2 separate regions of the Homo sapiens genome follow, and region 1 is linked to region 2. Evidence: chromatin loops called from intact Hi-C (ENCODE). Cell type or tissue: PC-3. All regions are shown on one strand. Links, peaks and the distances in the headings refer to the core of each region. The heading gives the core; the rest is flanking DNA.

Region 1 (2,932 bases), core at 230-2,729, 680 kb after region 2:
CAGAAACTCCTGAAGTCTTATCAGGGTTTCTTTGCAAACTATTATATGGATGCCCATCTGTTGTTTTTTCTTGAAATTTAGTGTTCAGGTTGATGGATACTGAATGTATAGGATTCTGAAGGTTGGAGTTTATTTAAAACAGAACTTTCCTTTTGTTTTACTACGAGTTATGAAATGCAGTTTTAATTTGTTGCAATAAATATAGAAACTGAGATGAGTAGGAATTTATACTAACTTTTCTCACTGTTATGGTACATACTCTATATCATGAACCTTGAAATTCAAATTGATCCCTACACTATCTTGCAAATATTACAAATGAAGAATTACAAAAGTTGTGGTATTTTAGCTTATCAAAATGCACCCGAAACATAAAATATTTTTCTTTAAGTTCTTAAATCAGAAGAATAGGAAAGAGTTGAAAATAAATGTGATACATTTTATCATTATATTAGTATTTTGTTGAAATTAATACCTTGAATCATGCTATGGATAAACATTTAGCCTAGAACTCTAAAAGTAGTATAATGTGAATCAGATTTAAAGAATTGAGAAGGCTGGCAATTCAAAAATAGAGGAAGAAAACACTCTTTGGGGTTATGAAAAAAAGGATCCTCTTAGTATTAAGATTTCTTAAAAAGCTATACACAGTTTTAAGATAGATTGTTCTTGAAGATAATGGGGCAAATAATTACCTGCTAAACAAATTATGAGTCCTGTGATTCTTTTTTTGGTTGAAATAATTTCAAGAACTCCAGCATATGTTGCAGTTTTGGCTAGAAAGGTGATTGTGACATACATCCATTCATCCATTCTCCCTCTCTCCTTCCCTCCTTCCCTCCCTTCCTTCTTTCCACTTTCAATACATAGGGCTGGGGTAGCAAAAAAAAATAATAATAGTAAACAGTTTTGTAAAACTTGATAATAGAATTATCTGACAGGGTTAATAGTTGTGTTTGAAATTCAGAGCTAGTATGGTTCACTCTCCCCAGAAAATAAAATTTTAATTTCTTACACCTCAGGGAATAAAAACTCTAAATTAAAACCCATCTTGCCTCTTTAACTTTGTGTCACTTAGCAAAAATATCTTTAAGGATGGAAAGAAGAGACCCCATGTGTCTTAAATTCCAAGTCACTGTGTGACTAAGCTCGGAGTTCCAATAAATATTAAACTAGAATTCTGCTGGGAATTTGAGTCATCCGCTTAAGCTACTCCTGGGACCAAGACAACTCTGGTTGACCTGATGTTGATGTTTATTCAGAGCTTTGGTGGAAAGGAGCCTCTCACCCTTGGACTTCTAATTAACAAAGTCATTCCTTAGTCACTTGTTAAGTGATAGAGCTACTCCTTGTTTTCAGGCCTGTAATTTGCTAAAGGATTGAGCACAACAGAGAAACTAAGGAGTTTGGAGCTTCTGCTGTTTAGAGTCTGCTTTCATTATTTTACTTTTACTTTCTTATCTAGCTATGTGAGGGTACTATGTAAAAGTCTGGTGATTTGCTTTAGATACTTAAGAGAAAAGCTTAGCTGTAGTCACATATAGTGTCTAAGATGGCTTTCCTTATAGTTACATGTTTTTAATAGTTGAGTTTGCCTATACTCTTCATAACATGTGCACATGTTAAATATGTTACTGCTTTAAAAAAGCATTTCATTAGTAAGATGGGGAATCGTTTATGTACAATATTGAAATGAGAGTAGTAGTATAATGGTGTGTTTGGTAACTAACAGGACACAATCAAAATTTGAGAATTAGAAGTTCAGAATGAAAAAAGGACTTCTCTCTTGAGGAATCTATCTAGAAGTTGAGAGATAGCAAGTGTTTAACAGAGTGTAATGATTTCTGAGAAGCATGCTTTTAAAGATTTTTTTTAAATTCCTGAATTTATGAGTTTATATTATAATAATCTATAATAGAGCAATAGATTTATACACTGGAAAAGAAACAAATTAAGGGAAGGAGAGAATACACAATGACATGGAGGACATCAAGAAAATATGTTTGGAAACATGTGAAACTCTCCAAATGGGAAATAAATATTCTTGAGAGAAATTAATCACAGTTGCAGTTTTTCTCCTAAAGGGACTGTTTGCACAATGGGTTATGTAGGCTCAGGTTTGATTTTTGAAAAACATGTTAAAAAATAGTATTCCTGTTATTCCACGTTTATTTTTCGAGTTTAGGTTCTGCTACTAAATCAAGATGATACAGATAAAAGGAAAGCCCTTTTATCTCCCCCGGCAGCATCTGTTGAATAAGGGGGTTATATTTGATTTCTAAATTCTAAAATTCTGACTGTACAGCAGTATATGCCGTTGTTGACAGTAAACAGTAAAGATTTCAAGCCTGTGGTTTTAAAAGAAGAAGAGATGATTGGGTAGAAACTTGGAATATTAAGAAGTTGTTTAGTTACTTGGCTGTTGCCTTTTCCTGTTTTGTTGGGAGGGGGAGCAGGGAAAGGAAGAGTATTGAACTTTTTGGGGCAACCGTTTTGTGCCAGACATTGTGCTGGAAGCTTTACACACATTTTGTCTTTTAATCCTTCCAGTTCCCCTGTGACATGTAGGTATCATTTTCTCTAGTTTAGAGATAAGGAAACCTAGTCTGAAAAATGCAAGAATAGTTAACTTGCCTGTGGTCACATGGCAAATTTCATTGATAATTTGATTTTCTTAAAGAATATGCCATTGTTTGAAGAAAAAACCAGTTGCCATCTGACATTCAGGAAGCCGTTAAAAAACCTTGCTCCCAACCTGGTAGCCATAAAACTCATGCAGCATTTGCAAGCCTCATAGCCTGGATTCTCCAAGACCAGGCTCTCTGGGAAGGCACATTGTTGCCAGTCGATGATTCTGCAGCAGCTTATGCTAGTTCTCAAAGCGCTGATGTCCTGCTACCTGCATTGCGCTGGAGGGAAATGTAGTCACCAA
Region 2 (2,932 bases), core at 285-2,784:
CTTACAAGGTAACACAGAGAGTTAACTTATCTGGAAAAAAAAAAAAAGCAGAGTGGCATCAAACCATCAAAAAGCATTATACAACAGACCAAAAAACACAGTTAAAATTAAATAGTTAATTAAAAAAAACTAGCTACTAATAATGCATCTGCAACACTAAGAAAATTCATCACCTAGAATTACAATTCTATATTATCCCAACAAAACTAGGAATACCATAAGAAAAAACATGCTAAAATGTCTTACCTAATTTGGGGCAAATGGGTGGAGAAAAAAGTTAATTTTTTATGTTACCGAAAAAAGCTATTAATGTTTTATATTATCAAAATTTTATATTATAAAAATATATTTGTTTAAAATTAAAAGAGCCAAAATTGAAAAGAAAACGTTAAAGACAAGGGTGGGGGTGGTGATACAATGAAAATTTGGTCTATCCATCAAAACTGAATGGAGAAAACAAGACTAATAAATGGATAATCAGATGACAATAAAAAGATTAAATTTATCAGTTATCACCACATGTGCATGGTTAAATTCTAAAAGACAAAAACACAAGTTTGGATTGAATCCATTAGAAATACAAAGAGAAACTGCCCAGTACTTCGGGAGCCCAAGGCAGGCTGATCACTCGGGGTCAGGAGTTTAAGACCAGCCTGGCCAACACGATGAAACCCTCTCTCTAGTAAAATTACAAAAAGTAGCTGGGCGTGGTGGTGTACACCTGTAGTCCCAGCTACTCAGAAGGCTGAGGCAGGAGAATTGCTTGAACCTGGGAGGCAGAAGTTGCAGTGAGCTGAGATTGCACCATTGCACTCCAGCTTGGGTGAGAGAGCAAAACCCCGTCTCAAAAAAAAAAGCAGGAAATAAGATCAGCATCTGGCAAACACTACTGACGACAAAACAAGCAGGGATAAAAAAAATGGCATGTCTACATACATATATATATATGTACATACATACACACACACACACACACACATACACACACACACACACAGATTTAGGACAAAACTTTAGACCAATAAATACAGAAACCTAAATGAAATTTAGAATTTTCTAGAACTAAAAAAATTTAAAATTTGACCCTAGAAAAGATAGAAAATTTAAAAGACAATAAGCAAAATTTGGAAACTTTACCTAAAATTTGCTCTAAATGAGCAGCTCAGCCCTGATACAGTCATGTTCACCAAATCTTCAAAGTAACAAGTACCTCAGTTGAACGCTATCTAATTTTTCAAATCAAAAAAGATCATACACCACCAATTTTGAATGACTCAACATAATCCTACACTAAACAATTCCAAAAGCACAGGAAAACACAGAAAGCCTTCTAATCATTTTATGAGCTAACCTTATCTTAATAGCCCTCATGGGCACACCAAACCTTGTAAGCAATCTCATTAAAGAATCCAAGGAGAACTGGTTCCAGGACCCCCAGAGGCCAAAATCTGCGAATGTCAAAGTCCCTTATATAAAATGGTATAATACTTGCATGTAACTTACACATCCACACATCCTCCAGCATACTTTAAATCATTTCTAGATTACTTATAATACCTAACACAATGTAAATGCTACATAAATAGTTGTTATACTGTATTGTTAGGGAATAATGACCAAAATGAGACTGTACATGTTCAGTACAGATGCAACAATGCTTTTTTTTTCCAGAATATTTTCAATCCACAGCTGGTTGAATCTATGGATTCAGAACCTGTGGATACAGAAGGCCAATTGTATACCAAATTCTAGGTTTAAATTTATTATATTAAATATAGAAACATATTTAAAATAGTAAAGCAACATGACCAAATGGGGTTTTATCAGGAATTCAAGGACAGCCAAAACGATACAACATTGTGGTTAAGAGCAGGGGCTTGTGTATCACATGACTTTTGAGTTTATCCAACCCTTAATACATACTAGAGATGAAATGTTGCTTTAGTTCTCCAATACTGTTTCTTCAGCTTCAATAAGAAAGGAGAAAAATAGCACTCACTTCATAAGGTGGTTGGAAAGATTAAATGAAAAAAGTTTGTAAGAAGGCTCAGCACAGCGCCTTACACGGATTATATAGTAAATATTCATATATCGTATGTACAAATGGTTCTTATGTTACTGACATAAAATATCATTCACTGCAAAGAAAAAGACATGACAGTCAACATCTAAATCTAGTTTTGAAACATTTATAAAACTTAGGAATGTAAGAAAATTTCCATATTATAAGGAAACAATATATAATAGAAACTAACATAAATTGTAGTAGCATTCTGTCATCTTAAAGTAATAAGTGGTAAAAATAATGACAAGAAAGAGGTCAGAATATTAAGTATTTGTAAAGGATATGGACTGTATACATATAATATTGAAGAAAATCAACAGAATATTTATTAGAAATGATGTGAATTCATTTAAAAGACTGGATACAATGTGAGTCTACAAGTCAAAAGTAGGTGTGAAAAGGAAAGAATAAGAAAAGGAATAAACAGCTGGAAACCTCTCTGCCCAAATCAAGTCTTATACTAATAATAAGATAATCAACTGATTCCTAATAAAGAATGCCTCCTTTAAGTAACATTTAAAGTGATTTAAGTAATGTTAACTATCAAATGCTGCATGGTATAGTTTTATAACCTTAGATAATCCTAAATTGGAAAATACATGTTATTTTAAGTAAGAAATTTACCCTGAATCCAGTCTGCATTGTTTTTCAAGTTTTAACTCTTGAACTTGGCTAATCTATGACAACCTTCCCACCTAACCCTCATCTTTGGAGGAATTCAGTGAAAGTTGACTGTAGATCTGTTAGATTCCTCTGCTTCCATTCTATACTGTTTCTTTTTTATTCTCCCTATACAGAACACTTGCTTAGGACCATTAAACAATCTAATCTAAAGAAGTTGCTAAAGTTTAAAGCCTTAACATACTA

What was found. Peaks named below come from ENCODE experiments on the same cell type or tissue, not always from the same donor. Only the 100,000 strongest peaks of a DNase experiment are listed, where the experiment ranks them.
Region 1: it touches region 2 in a loop (2.6-fold over the local background); 16 of 110 quality-filtered maps call a loop at or near these places.

Annotation. Positions count from the first base shown.
Region 1 is chr21:15,057,442-15,060,373 of GRCh38, reverse strand. The region is part of intron 1 of NRIP1 (nuclear receptor interacting protein 1); the gene reads left to right. Among named protein-coding and RNA genes, the nearest start is that of NRIP1, 6.1 kb to the left of the region's middle. RefSeq lists enhancers at 1,432-1,481, 2,857-2,906. In PC-3, for the core only: no CTCF peak of the experiment used is centred there; a DNase peak (open chromatin) is centred at 1,193; H3K4me3 peaks cover 2,500 bases; H3K27ac peaks cover 2,500 bases.
Region 2 is chr21:15,734,030-15,736,961 of GRCh38, reverse strand. All of the region lies in intron 1 of USP25 (ubiquitin specific peptidase 25), which reads right to left. Among named protein-coding and RNA genes, the nearest start is that of USP25, 5.5 kb to the right of the region's middle. In PC-3, for the core only: CTCF peaks have their summits at 1,213 and 1,418; no DNase peak of the experiment used is centred there; H3K4me3 peaks cover 884 bases.